3 separate regions of the Homo sapiens genome follow, and regions 1 and 2 are each linked to region 3. The links are chromatin contacts, found by Hi-C or POLR2A ChIA-PET in ENCODE. All regions are on one chromosome and are shown on one strand. Each heading gives the region's core, a stretch centred on a gene start or an enhancer-like site at or near the end of the contact. The rest is flanking DNA. Distances are from core to core; before and after follow the strand shown.

What was found. Hi-C counts contacts between places; a loop is a spot of excess contacts on that map. ChIA-PET counts read pairs that join two places held with the same protein, here RNA polymerase II (POLR2A). Pooled maps may share reads with other maps.
Region 1: a loop to region 3 is called in a pooled map, with 13 times the contacts of the local background. The contact joins the promoter of NR2C1 here to the promoter of SLC25A3 in region 3. A Hi-C loop is called at or near these places in 6 of 50 pooled maps.
Region 2: a loop to region 3 is called in a map with no recorded cell type, with 7 times the contacts of the local background. The contact joins the enhancer-like site here to the promoter of SLC25A3 in region 3. A Hi-C loop is called at or near these places in 1 of 37 single-sample maps with no recorded cell type and 3 of 50 pooled maps. POLR2A ChIA-PET finds 5 or more read pairs at or near these places in 1 of 52 experiments (naive thymus-derived CD8-positive, alpha-beta T cell).

Annotation. Positions count from the first base shown.
Region 1 is chr12:95,070,715-95,075,122 of GRCh38, forward strand. It overlaps NR2C1 (nuclear receptor subfamily 2 group C member 1), which reads right to left and starts at 2,904. Exons shown (of 14, transcript NM_003297.4): 1 at 2,666-2,904. RefSeq lists a silencer at 2,322-2,601 and enhancers at 2,491-2,991, 2,682-3,001.
Region 2 is chr12:94,205,741-94,210,078 of GRCh38, forward strand. PLXNC1 (plexin C1) reads left to right here. Exons shown (of 31, transcript NM_005761.3): 5 at 3,850-3,964. Among named protein-coding and RNA genes, the nearest start is that of PLXNC1-AS1, 31 kb to the left of the region's middle. RefSeq lists enhancers at 1,989-2,058, 2,709-2,968. Within about 2 kb of position 3,036, at least 12 of the 41 ENCODE cell types and tissues checked have a DNase peak (open chromatin) inside an H3K27ac peak, as active enhancers do.
Region 3 is chr12:98,590,880-98,595,071 of GRCh38, forward strand. It overlaps SLC25A3 (solute carrier family 25 member 3), which reads left to right and starts at 2,807. Exons shown (of 8, transcript NM_002635.4): 1 at 2,807-2,861; 2 at 3,096-3,256. The coding sequence starts at 3,100. It also overlaps the pseudogene PPIAP8. RefSeq lists enhancers at 2,329-2,548, 2,597-3,221, 2,799-2,898, 3,222-3,846.

The DNA of each region.
Region 1 (4,408 bases), core at 1,654-4,153, 3.5 Mb before region 3:
TTTATTATGCATTCACAAGGTGCCTGGCACTGTGAACACCACAATGGAGAGTTCTTTTATAATCCGACTTCCCCCTATTCTCATTTCCTATCACTCCCAAGAGGGGCCTCTGTTCAGGTCAAACTACGATGTTCTTTATTCCCCCAACATATTCCTACTTTCTCCCTCATTTAAATTCCACCTGACTTTTAAGATTTGGTTCAAGCCAGGGGCGATGGCTCACGCCTGTAATCCCAGCACTTTGGGAGGCCAAGGCACGTGGATCACCTGAGGTCAAGAGTCCAAGACCAGCCTGGCCAACATGGTGAAACCCCATCTCTACGAAAAATACAAAAATTTAGCCGGGTGTGGTGGACGGCGCCTGTGATCCCAGCTATGCAGGAGGCTGAGGCAAGAGAATCGCTTGAACCTGGGAGGTGGAGGCTGCAGTGAGCCGAGATCGTGCCATTGCACTCCAGCTTGGGAAACAAGGGCAAAACTCCGTCTCAAAAAAAAAAAAAAAAAATTTTGATTCAAATAGTTTTTTACCCAGTCTTTCTTGAAGGGTCGAACAATTATTTTGTAGACTAAGGTTGTTAGCTAGGATTCAGAAATAGATTTCTGTTAACTCCTAATACTGTCTGTAAAATTTTATCTAAAGGTGCATTTTTCTAGACAAGTTCATAAAAGACTTCAAGAGGCTGTAGATGGTCTTGTCACTGAAAAACGGCAACGAATTATATTTATACTATTATTTATTGTATGCTGTTTTGTTTTTATTCCCCAAGAGTAGGGATTATACATTGTGTGGCAGACACACAGACGGTGTGTGTTTGGGGATGTTTGCTCCCTCAAAATCCTTCCTTAAGATGCGGTGCCTGTAATTCCAGCTACTCAACAGGCTGAGGCAGGAGGATAGCTTGAGGCCAGAGATCTGTCTGGATAACAAAATGAGGCCCCCCACCATTTCTATAAAACAAAACAAAAAAACCTTTCCTAGAAGAAACTAACATGCCCCTTGAAAAACTAAGATTAGCAACATTTCATAAAACCCACTTTTTTTTTTTTTTTTGAGACGGAGTTTCGCTCTTCTTGCCCAGGCTGGAGTGCAATGGCGCGATCTCAGCTCACTGCAACCTCCGCCTCCCGGGTTCAAGCAATTCTCCTGCCTCGGCCTCCGGAGTTGCTGGGATTACAGGTGTGCGCCACCACGCCCGACTAATTTTGTATTTTTAGTAGAAACGGGGTTTCTCCATGTTGGTCAGGCTGGTCTCGAACTCCCGACTTCAGATGATCCGCCCACCTCAGCCTCCCAAAGTGCTGGGATTACAGGTGTGAGCCACCGCGCCCAGCCGCGACCCACTTTTAATGATAGAAATACACATCGCTTTTTCAGATATACTAACTGGACTTAAAGCAAAGTTTAAAAACAATCATCGGCCGGGCGCGGTGGCTCACGCCTGTAATCCCAGTACTTTGGGAGGCCGAGGCGGGTGGATCAGAGGCGGGTACATCACGAGGTCAGAGTATCAAGACCATCCTGGCCAACATAGTGAAACCCCACCTCTACTAAAAATACAAAAAACAAAAACAAAAACAAAAACAAAAAAACTAGCTGGGTGTGGTGGCTCGTGTCTGTAATCCCAGCTACTCGGGAGGCTGAGACAGGAGAATCGCTTGAACCTGGAGGCGGAGGTTGCAGTGAGCCGAGATCGCGCCACCGCACTCCAGCTTGGCGACAGTGAGACTCCCTCTCCCTCTCAAAAAAAAAAAAAAAAAAAGAAAAAAAAATCGAGTATCACCAACCACACAGCAGAAATGGTTCAAAAAAGCTCAAAATCGAAGGTCCATTTACAAATTCTAGCGGTACTAAACCCTAAAGGCCGTAATTTTAGGTCTTTCTGCTTTTGCTTTCCGGTTACTTTTTTAAAGGCTGACCTACTTACTGAAGATTATGGGACAACCTGGCAACATTCGTACTGCACAAAAATGGTATCTGCCCGAGTTGGAAGAATTATTTCTTAACAAAAGAGCTATCTATCGGAAGCTTGGACATGCCCCCTGCAGTGAGAACCCTGGGGCCGTTCCATTTCTTCTGAAAAGATCCAGGCCCACAGGCAGCGACGACCCTGGCCAGATTTGCCGTGAGAGAAAAGTGAAAGTGGGGGGAGTCATTCTGTCCGTCCCGTGAAAGCACGGGAGTTAGTGACGGGATGCAGGCCGGGACTTGCGGCCACTAGCCGAGGGTCGGCCTCTCCCACGTCTCACTCGTGCCGGCGTTAGCCGTGCGCCCTGGAAGCCCCGGCGCTGCGCGCGGCTCTCCCGGGCGGGGAAAGCTGCAGCGCCGCGGAAGCTTTCCCTGCAGGTTAAAGGTCAGAGGCGCTGCGGTAAGCGCAGCTGGAAAGGGGGTTGTGTGCTCCAAGCCGCTCGCCGTCCGGCCCCGCGTCCCGCCGCCCCTGTCGCCCCCGCCTCTCCCGGGGCCCCGCGCATTTGGCGCCGCAGCTCCGCGCTCCCAGCCGAAGTCGAGCAGCCCCAAGCGGCGCTCCCAAACTGAACGGCTCCGCTGGCCGCAGGACGCCGGCCGGGGGATGCGCTGGGACCGCGTCCGTTGGCGGTTGGGGTGAAGGGCACCCCCTGGCCCCCGCCCCCGACGCGGTCGCTGGTGTCCCCACCCAGCGTTTCTTACCGGCGCTTTTGCGCCCTGCTGACTCCGGCGTCGGGCGCCGACGCGACAGTCCCGCGGCTGCCACTCGTGGATTGGGGGGCGCTCCGGGAAGAGAGGTTGAAGAAAGCCGACGGGATGTGGGATCGAGATTCACGGCGGAGAGAGCTTTCTGTGTTTGGGTATTTCTGGGGGGTCAGAGTTCGTGACCTCTTTCTCGGCTCGGCGGCGCGCTATCCCGCCAGCGCCTGCGCATTAGCAACGGGGAGAAGCGGCGAGAGGAGGTCGTGACGTTCCCAGGGTGGGGTGGAGGGATCGGAGGGCCGAGCAGCGGCTCTGTGAGTCCACTGCCCCCTTTTGGCTTGGAGGCAGAGTGCCCCGCCAGAGCTACGCGTTCCCAGCCAGGTAATTTTTGAAGCCACGTGCAAAGGTTTAAGCATCGTTTGCCAAAGGTGGGCATTAGGGGAGGTTTTGAGTCAACGTTTTAGATTTGAGTAATAAATAACCCTCTGGGTCTTAGGCATATCTGTTTCTAATTTCTGGAAAACTGGGCTCTGGGGTAGAGTCCAATCATATTTAAACTTTTTTTTTTTTGTATTACACTTTAAGTTCTAGAGTACATGTACACAACGTGCAGGTTCGTTACATATGTATACATGTGCCATGTTGGTGTGCTGCACCCATTAACTCGTCATTTACATTAGTAAGCTTTATATATAATGACAAGCTGAGGCCGACTCATGCAAATGGTAAGGCAAAGTTTCACTTATAAACTGTTGTGAGTAAAGAGACATAATGGCTAAACAGGGCAAGAATATAATCACTAGAGACTGGGCACGGTAGCTCACGCCTGTAATCCCAGCAAGTTGGGAGGCCGAGGCGGACGGATCACTTGAGCCCGGTTGTTTGAGGCCAGCCTGGCCAACATGGCGAAAACCCGTCTCTACAAAAAAATTAGCCAGTCCTGGTGGCGCGTGCCTGTCGTCCCAATTACTTGGAGGCTGAGGTGGGAGGATCACCTGAGTCAAGACGGCAGTGAGCCAAGATCACACCACCGCACTCCAGCCTGGGTGACACAATGAGTCTTTCTCTCTCTCTCTATATATACACACACACATATATATGTATATTCCACATCCTCTCTATAATATATATATTATTATATATTGAGGATTATCCTCAATGGCCGTTTTTTGTCTGTTTTGCTCAGTGATGTATTACCAAGCACATAGGACAATGCCTGCTATTCAATAATGATGTATGAAATGAAAGCCAGGCAAGTGGCTGCTGGGAGGCCAAGGAAAGATCACTTGGGGCCAGCAGTTGGAGACCGGCTTGGGCAAGATAACAAAACCCTGCCTCCACAAAAAAAATTTTTCAAATTGTGAAATGAAGAGACATTGGTGGAACATCGCATTCTGACAGTGGCCACCTGTAGTGGCAAGGTGTGGCAGGAATAACTGCCCTGTGTGCAAAGTACTCTGCGCTTTAGATTTTGAAGCATTCTTGAAATTTCTAGTTTTTTTTTAAATCTCCTTTGTTTTGTCATGAAATTTCTATTTTATCTAGCTTAGGTCGGCACTGTAGGAAAGCAGCCACAAACTCAGGGCAGAAATCCAAGGAAGGAAAAACAAACGTTTGCTGGGAATGAGAACATCTCTGTTATTTCTCTCTGGAACTAGGCAGACGGACAGAGATCAAGGCATGAAACAATCCCTAACAAGTAAAAATATGCTTTATCCCTCATTAAAAATCCACCTCTGCTGA
Region 2 (4,338 bases), core at 1,786-4,285, 4.4 Mb before region 3:
CTCTGCCTTACCTTCTGTCTTCTCTGTTTCTGGGGTCCCCATCCCTGTGTCCTCATCCTGGCCCAGCTCCACCCTGCAACCACTGGTTGAGGTCCCAGGAAGCCAGGAGGAACTATGAATGTCCTCTATTAAGTGGTGGTTAGGATCTATAGGAAGGCATGAAGCCAGGGGGCCAAGTTTGTGGGCTCTGAAATCAGACTTCTGCCACTTGGCAGCTATGTGGCCTTGATATGTTACTGTACTTCTCTGAGCTTCTGTTTCATCCGTAAAGAGTGAGGTTGTTGTGAGAACTAACTGCAAACACTCCCATCAGTGCCTGGCACACAGTAATGTTTCCTCCATGCCAGTCTGTGGTGGGGTAATTATTCAGGGATATTATGGGTTACACATATTTCTATGAACCCAGGAAGCAAACCCACTGTATATAAAGACTTTCTAAGTTTTCAAACAGTGAACTTAGAAACAAGTGTCTGGGACCTTCCTGTTTATGACTTGGGGCCGGAGTAGGTTTGGAACTTTTTTTTTTTTTAAATCTGTTGGGGGTGAGGGAGGGGGCGGTTACATACTTATATAGTTGAATGCCAATATCAAACTCTAGTATTATCTCGAATACATTAAGCTCTACAGCAGATTTTATAGCAAACTAACAAGAACAGCTTTCTTAAATAGTTTCATTGACTGAATTGTTTCTACATACAGTGTTTTTCACATAAGGGAAGTCTTTTTAAATTAACTTTTTGGTTTGGGGGATTTTTTTTTTTTTCCTTCAGGCAATCTTTTCTTTGCATTTGGGCAGGTTCTGTATTCTAATTTGCAAATAGGCTTGTGTCTGCCTGCAGGCTTTATCATGAAAGTATTAGCTCTAAGTGGAAATAAGGACTAGAAAAATAAAATACTGACTGGGAGTCTGAGGACTTTGGGATAGATCCTCAGTAGAGGATGGAGCAAAAGTAATAGTAAGTCAAGAAAGCAAATATATCTCTACCAGTTTCCCTAGAATATGTCCATTCTTATCCAAATCCAATTTTCCTCCTATTCTTGGCCTGAAGAAATTGAAATGAAGCCATTAAGATATCAGCCTATCTGAGAGTGCATCACTGAAGAATCAGCCTCACTAAGAGTCCTGTGTGACAATGAGATTTTAATTTAATTAGGGCAGTGGCTCAAGTGTTTATGCACTTGACCGTTGCTCTTGTTGATACGCAGGAATTAGAGTGATAGCTTTCAAAAGGAATTATTTCAGAGTAACTAGCTTTGTTTACTAAAATATGGGAGCTATAAGATCTGCTCTGTAAGAAATGTAAATGTATGAGTAATATGCTGTCATGAAGATTTTATAATCTGCAGTATTTGAGAAGTAATAAGATACTGTTGTTGGCTGGCCATCTGGTTATACATACTTGGTGTCATGGTTTGCTTTTTATTTTTTCATTTTTTATTTGTACTGGTGAGAGGCAAAGAATAGGAGTTCAGAGGTGGTGGGTTGTTTTTTTATATATATATAAAAACAAGGAATTTATGTTTAGTTGCTTAACATGGTTAGATTTTGTTTTTGCCTTATGCAGAATAAAAAATGAAAGGTTCATTTTATACTTTCTTTTCCCTTTTTTTTTCAAAAAGTAAAATGGAAACCTCACCCCCAATTTGTCCCCAGATTTAAACTTTTTGCTTGTTTTAAAAATAGTCTCTTTGGCATGAGGAGGAGTCAGACATGAATTAAAACTCTAGAAAGAAAAATCAGCAACAGAAAAGACCTATAGAGATTTCATATTTCATCCTTTCATTCAAAAATATTTATTGAAACCCTAGTATTTGCATATCATGCTGCCAGACACTGAGGGATTTGCTAAAGAAATATTAAAGACCTTCTCCCTTCTTTGAGGAGCTTAGAGCTTACTTGGGGAGAACTGAGATAGACTTATGAAATAGTTAAGTTGTAATTCGAGGCAGCATATGATTAAATACCGAAATATGTACTTCTGACAAGAAATGCTATAGGAGTTCAGAAAAGGGAGTGATAACTCAGTGGCACTACTGTTTTCTGCCTACAAATTGGCAAATTGTAGCACTATTTGTATGAAATATTTTACACTTGTTTTTTTGGCAGCCTTAGGCTTTGACTCCCAGGCAGCATTAAGAGCCAACAAAAATATTTGTACTCCAGTCTCTTCGGAATTGGCTTATTTTTTTTTTTCTTATAGGCAGAGGAAGTGCCTTACACAAACCGGAGTGCCCATGAGAGGCAGGGAGTTTTTGACAGTCATGATCTATTTCAGATACAACCGAAAGAACCAGCTTCGTCATTCTGTTTTTCAATCCAGCAGTGCTTGTCTCTCCGTTGCAAACTCTCTCTGACATTGACAGGCGGTTTAATTTGAACTTAATGTCTTTGACGGATGAGCTAGCCATCAAGGGTCAGATAAATTTATGGCTTTGGAGAATTGCCGATGAAAATCCCCATGGTTATAATGTTGGAGAAGAAACTGACACAGATGTAGTGGGAGGTGGAACACAGATGTGCTTATTGGGAGCAGGGTTCCCCAAATGTCAGAAGCCGGTGACATGCTAAAGGTATTGTGCTTGGGGATGACGTTTAGTGAAACTCACTGACTTCCTGTTCTATTTTTGCCATATTCAAATTAACACAGAGCTCAAAGATGAAGCCATGAGGCCTAAATTCTTAAGAATTGAAAGAGAGAGAGAGTAGAGAAAGGAGAAAAAATAAAACCTTTAGGAAGCCAAATACACTGTTTGGGCCCATCCATTCCTCATTCCGCTCGGATCCCCTCCGGGACTCCCCGTAGCTGAATGTGGTCATCATTTGGTTGCTTTTCAATCTCATGATTCATGTGTTTTCAGTTTCTTTTAAAAATTCACCATCACTGGTTTACCACCCCTGCATTTTAATCTTCAGCCTTGAGGAGGTGTAGTACTAGAAATATTTCGTTCTTTCCTTGATGCTATTCAATGGAATATCTGTGGAGTCCAACACCCTTTGGCGATAACGTGCTGTTGGTATTTGTTCTTCTTGCCAGGTTGGTGCCCCGTCTGGTGAGGCAAGGGTTCCCAAGTTAGTGTGACCTAGAGTGACTGACACATCAAGCAAGCCAGTGATCTCACCACTCAGCTTCTGAGCATCTCTTTATCAAAGTAGTTGGCCCTGGCCACAGCTTAAGACTTATCTGGGTCAGCCTCTGAGCTGGCTGACTTGGGAAAATGGCCCTGGAAAAATGTTTCACCTATATCTTTTGATATAATTTGGTATCTGTCTAAATAAATGGTATGTAGCAGATGGTTATGGAATGTCTTATCAAATTCTTAGGCAGACTCTGCCCTTGAAATTTTTCTATTTAATTATCATACTGCAAAGCACAAAATAGTAACTTTGTTATTATTTTTAAACAAAATCAAGTTACACAATAGGTTGATATTCTGAGAATGAATAGCAAACCTAAAATTTATACAATATGTGAACTCTTCCTTGAGCTGTTCTTTGCTAGGCATTTCTAAAAGGGAGCTCCCTATTTCAGAATCCATGGGAGGATGTGTTTCAGATATATTTGGCGATGTCATCTTGAGAGATGGCTCAGGAGTCGAAGTTCACCATGTTGTCTACATTTGTTCTTTGCTCCTAGACATGATGGAAAAAAATGCTCTGCTGTTTTCTTGTTGCTTTTCATGGTTTTAGCATCATGTTCCTATTCTCGCTCAAATCAATAATCCACTGTACAAGGTCTGGCATTTTGTACTGAAGCCAAGTATAAGAAAGTTTTAACTAATGCACGTATGGGGTCGCTGTTTTAACTAACACACGTATGGGGTCGCTGTTTTGTTGCCTCGTTTTTTTAGGTGCACTTTTCAAGGAGATTGTGTACATTCAGAGAACTTAGAAAACTGGCTGGATATTTCGTCTGGAGCAAAAAAGTGCCCTAAAATTCAGATAATTCGAAGCAGTAAAGAAAAGGTAAGAGGAAAGATTTTAATTTGTCCTCGTTGTATTGTCTCATTTTGCACAGCGGATGCTAAATTTCTTCTGTGTGTAAAATATCCATTAGCAATCAAACATGCTTAGTGATAGCACTCCATTCATTTAGCACTCATTAACGAATATTGAGTGCCCACCAGATGCCATCCACTCTGCAAGGTGCTGGGGATACAGCGGTAACCAAGTCACATCATGGGCCTGCTCTCATGGAGTTTGTCGTCTTGTGGAGCTGAAGATGACCCTCAATGGTTGAACTGGAAGAAAAGTTGGACTTCTAATGTTGTAGAAATACATATTGCTTTTGAAAATAAAGAAAAAAGAGGTTCAGATTCATGGTCAACGAGATACCTTAA
Region 3 (4,192 bases), core at 1,557-4,056:
AAAAACTGGGAACTGTTTGCGTTGGGTCCAGCATTTGCCATGGACAAGATGCCAGAAACTGTATGCTTCCGGATGAAGTTCTTGTCATCAAATTTCTCCCTGTAGATGGACTTGCCACCAGTGCCATCATGGCATGTGAAGTCTCCACCCTGACACATAAACCCTGGAACAATTCTGTGAAAGCAGGAACCCTTATAGCCAAATCCTTTCTCTCCAGTGCTCAGAGCATGAAAGTTTCCTGCTGTCTTTGGAAACTTGTCTGCAAACAGCTCAAAGGAGATGCGGCCCAAGGGCTCCGTGTCAAAGAACACGGTGGGGTTGACCATGGCTGATAGCACAGGGCTCCTGGCAGCAGCGGTGCCTGCAAAGCCCAGTGGTGTTTTTTTTACCATGTCAACTTAGCTAGGCTAGAACCACATTTCCTAGATTCCTTTCCCTGCATAGTTTTGGGTTAGGGCTAGCTATAAGAGAAATGTGTGCAGTTTGGAAGGCAGAAGTGGAGCAACAGTCATTACATTCTGAAGGTCACCAGCTCCCACATGGGGTAGGAGCTGGGCCTGCAGCTCCTTCAGTTACCACTGTATCTTCTAGATCAACTTCTGTGAGTTCTGGGCCACGAGCATGTGCAGCCCCATGGTGAAGGGTACCAGCTGTTCCAGCTGAAAAAATGTGCAGCAAAGGGTCACGGTATTACCCGGTGCTGGGGGAAGGGAATAGGAAGATTCACTACAGTCATATATTTTTACATAATATTTGACTTTTTCATGACAAAGGATTTTTAAATTAGAAAAGCACCATAAAGTTGAATTAACCAAAAAAGAGAGAGAGAAAGTCCAGACCCTTCAGTGACTACCTCTGTCTACATAAGATCAGACTCCTCAGTCTGGTATGTGAGGCCCTGGACAATCAGGTGCTAGTGTACTTTTTTAACTTTATCTGTCACTACTTCCCTTCCTGTGCCCTCCACTCTGGAATTCTTCCTGGGACTGTAGGACTTTAGTTGGGCCAGAAGGGCTGGGTCTGGGATAGGGTTGCTTAGAGAGTGCCGTGATGCCGCAGCCTCAATGCTAACTTTTGTTTTTTTGTTTTTTTTTTTTTTTGAGACGGAGTCTTGCTCTGTCGCCCAGGCTGGAGTGCAGTGGCATGATCTCGGCTCACTGCAAGCTCTGCCTCCTGGGTTCACGCCATTCTCCTGCCTCAGTCTCCTCAGTAGCTGGGACTACAGGCGCCCGCCACCTCGCCCGGCTAATTTTTTGTATTTTTAGTAGAGACGGGGTTTCACCGTGTTAGCCAGGATGGTCTCGATCTCCTGACCCCGTGATCTGCCCGCCTCGGCCTCCCAAAGTGCTGGGATTACAGGCGTGAGCCACCTCGCCCGGCCAATGCTAACTTTTTTTAGGTAACATCTTCTGTAGACTTTTAGACATTATCTCATTGAGTTCTCATAGACTCTGCAAGGTAAGTATTACTCCCATCCAGAACCAGACACCTGATTTGCAGGGTCCAGTGCAAACTAAAAAAAGCGTGGCCCCTTGTTCATACATGTATTAAGAATTTCAAGCCGGGCATGGTGGCTCAGGCCTGTAATCCCAGCACATTGGGAGGCCGAGGTGGGCGGATCACCTGAGCTCAGGAGTTCGAGACCAGACTGGCCAACGTGACGAAACTCTGTCTCTACTAAAAATAGAAAACTTAGCCGGGCGTGGTTGTGCACGCCTGTAGTCCCAGCTACTCCGGGGGCTGAGACAGGAGAATCGCTTGAACCCGGGAGGCGGAGGTTGCGGTGAGCTGAGATCGCCCCACTGCACTCCAGCCTGGGCGACAGAGCAAGACTCCATCTCAAAAGAAAAAAAAAAAAAATCAAAATGACAGCAGAGCATTAAATGAAGTGTAAGGCCATGTGTGACTGTACCAGTGTGAACCTATGAGGCCAGTCCCACCCCTATCTTACATCTAGGGAACAGGTACACAGAGATGAAGTAAATTCCCAAGGTTACTTTGTCAAGAGCTTGGAAAATATAAGAGTCAGAAGTCTAACAGGTTGAATCCCTATTAAACTCTCCCCAACTAAACTACGCCCCTCCCTGTTGAGCTGAATCTAATGAAAGCTTCCTAAATGTATTAACCACACACACGCACAATCTGCTATCAGTCACTTTCAGTAGTTCATCGCTGTAACATCTCAGGAGTTCAATGTTTCAACGTGTTCTGTAGATTACTGTGATAACGCGGCAAGCTGTCGTAAGACTTCTTGCTGCACATTTCTTTTTAAAATATTCTCCAGGAGTCTGATGAAAAATACAGACATACCTATGTTTAATGTCAATGGATGGAACTTATTTTAAAAAGTACTGTAATGGCAGAAGTTGTGACACAAAGTACTGCAGTGATGTTGTAACTCCAACACCTAAATATATTATCAAGCATTCGCGTTTTGTTTTGTTTTTTAAGTGACTACTAGATACTGTGATTCACTTAAGTGAAGCGAACTGAAGCCCGTGGTCAAGGAGAGACACCTGAAGGTGAAGGGACAAAGCGAGCAGGGTAAGAGCTCGAGCCCGACCCCTCTCAAAAAATATAGACCCGGAACGCGCGCCTGCGCAGAACGAATCCTCCCGCGCACAAGCCGGGCGGAAGAGCTGGGGCGGGCAGGGGCGGGAATAAGGTTGCTAGGAGAACGCGATGACGCTACGGGCTCGGCGCTCTTCTCCACCAATGGGCGACGCGTACTTGCAGTGGCGCGCTGTGTGCGTCACGCCGACGACGCGCGAAGGGCACACATCTTAGGACCCGGAGGACGTCCGGCCTCTGTGAGCCGCAACCTTTCCAAGGGAGTGGTTGTGTGATCGCCATCTTAGGGAGTGAGTGTGGCCGGGCCTTCTCCTGTGGCGGGTGTGGGGAGCGGAGCCCAGAGCTCCTGTGGGGCCGCTGCTTTGGCGGTGGGCCCAGCCGGGAGCAGCCTCTTTCGAAGGCCGCCGTGACCTCTTCAAGGGCGTGGAGACGGGAAGGAAAAGGCCCCGGTTGGGGTTCCAGGGCGCCGGTAACGTTAACCGGCGCCTTGCCTGTCCTCTAACCGTCGCTCCCTCCTCCCCTAGAAAGATGTTCTCGTCCGTGGCGCACCTGGCGCGGGCGAACCCCTTCAACACGCCACATCTGCAGCTGGTGCACGATGGTCTCGGGGACCTCCGCAGCAGCTCCCCAGGGCCCACGGGCCAGCCCCGCCGCCCTCGCAACCTGGCAGCCGCCGCCGTGGAAGGTGAGATCAGACCCTGCCCAATACAGTCGTGTGGTCTACTTGTGGGCCGCCCAGCCTTTGAGGCCTGGACCCGGCTTGGAGGACAGGGAAGGACGAGTCCAGCCCGCTGCACCGTAGGACGGCGCCCAGTTGCTTGCCCTGGGGTATCGGCCTTTTCCACCATAGGCGGGTGTCAGATCCTTGGCCTTCCCTCAAGGGCGTGGAAGCGCTGAGGCCCTGTGTCCCTTCGTGACCTCCGTGTGCCCGAGGGAAGAGAGGCCGTGACTAGCTCTTTCTCCGCCGTGAGCTCGCTTGGTCAGCAAACTAAGTACTGGGTAAACTCTCCTCCCGAAACTACTGACCACCCACAGTTCTACTAACTATATTACCTGTCCTTTGATTTGCCCTTAGTTTTCTTAAAAATAGTCCTTTCCTAAGTTTTATATTTGTCGACGCCAGGTCAGTCATTTTTGCACTTAATTGTATATGAGATAACTAGATGTCCTGTTTTCGTGCGACTGGAGGAGGCAGCTTGCAGCCCTACATAGGCAATAGAAAGGAGATAATTGGTGGGCGTCCCTTTGGTGTGATTATCTCTTGGGATTCTTGGTGGTTGGGCCCAGCTTTAACTTAGTTGTGTGTGTTTTAAATCCTAGTGAAGTATGTACATACAGAGAAACCTGAAAACCGAATTGTAGGAGTCCTAAGAATGTTATCTACCTTGTGCCTGTAAAATCGAAAGATTTTTTTCTTTAAATCATTCATGTGCTTCTGTTGTCTTTAGTATGGATAGAGTCCTTATTTACACTATCTGTCGTTCAGTTTAAAAGTTAAAGCTAACATTATTTGTGTATTAAATGTATTTGACTGCAGGAATTTGTGCGTATCCGTTTTTATGTTACAGGAGTTCTTAAGTGGGGATAGTATTGGTTAGTGGCTGGGATAAACTTTGAAGTT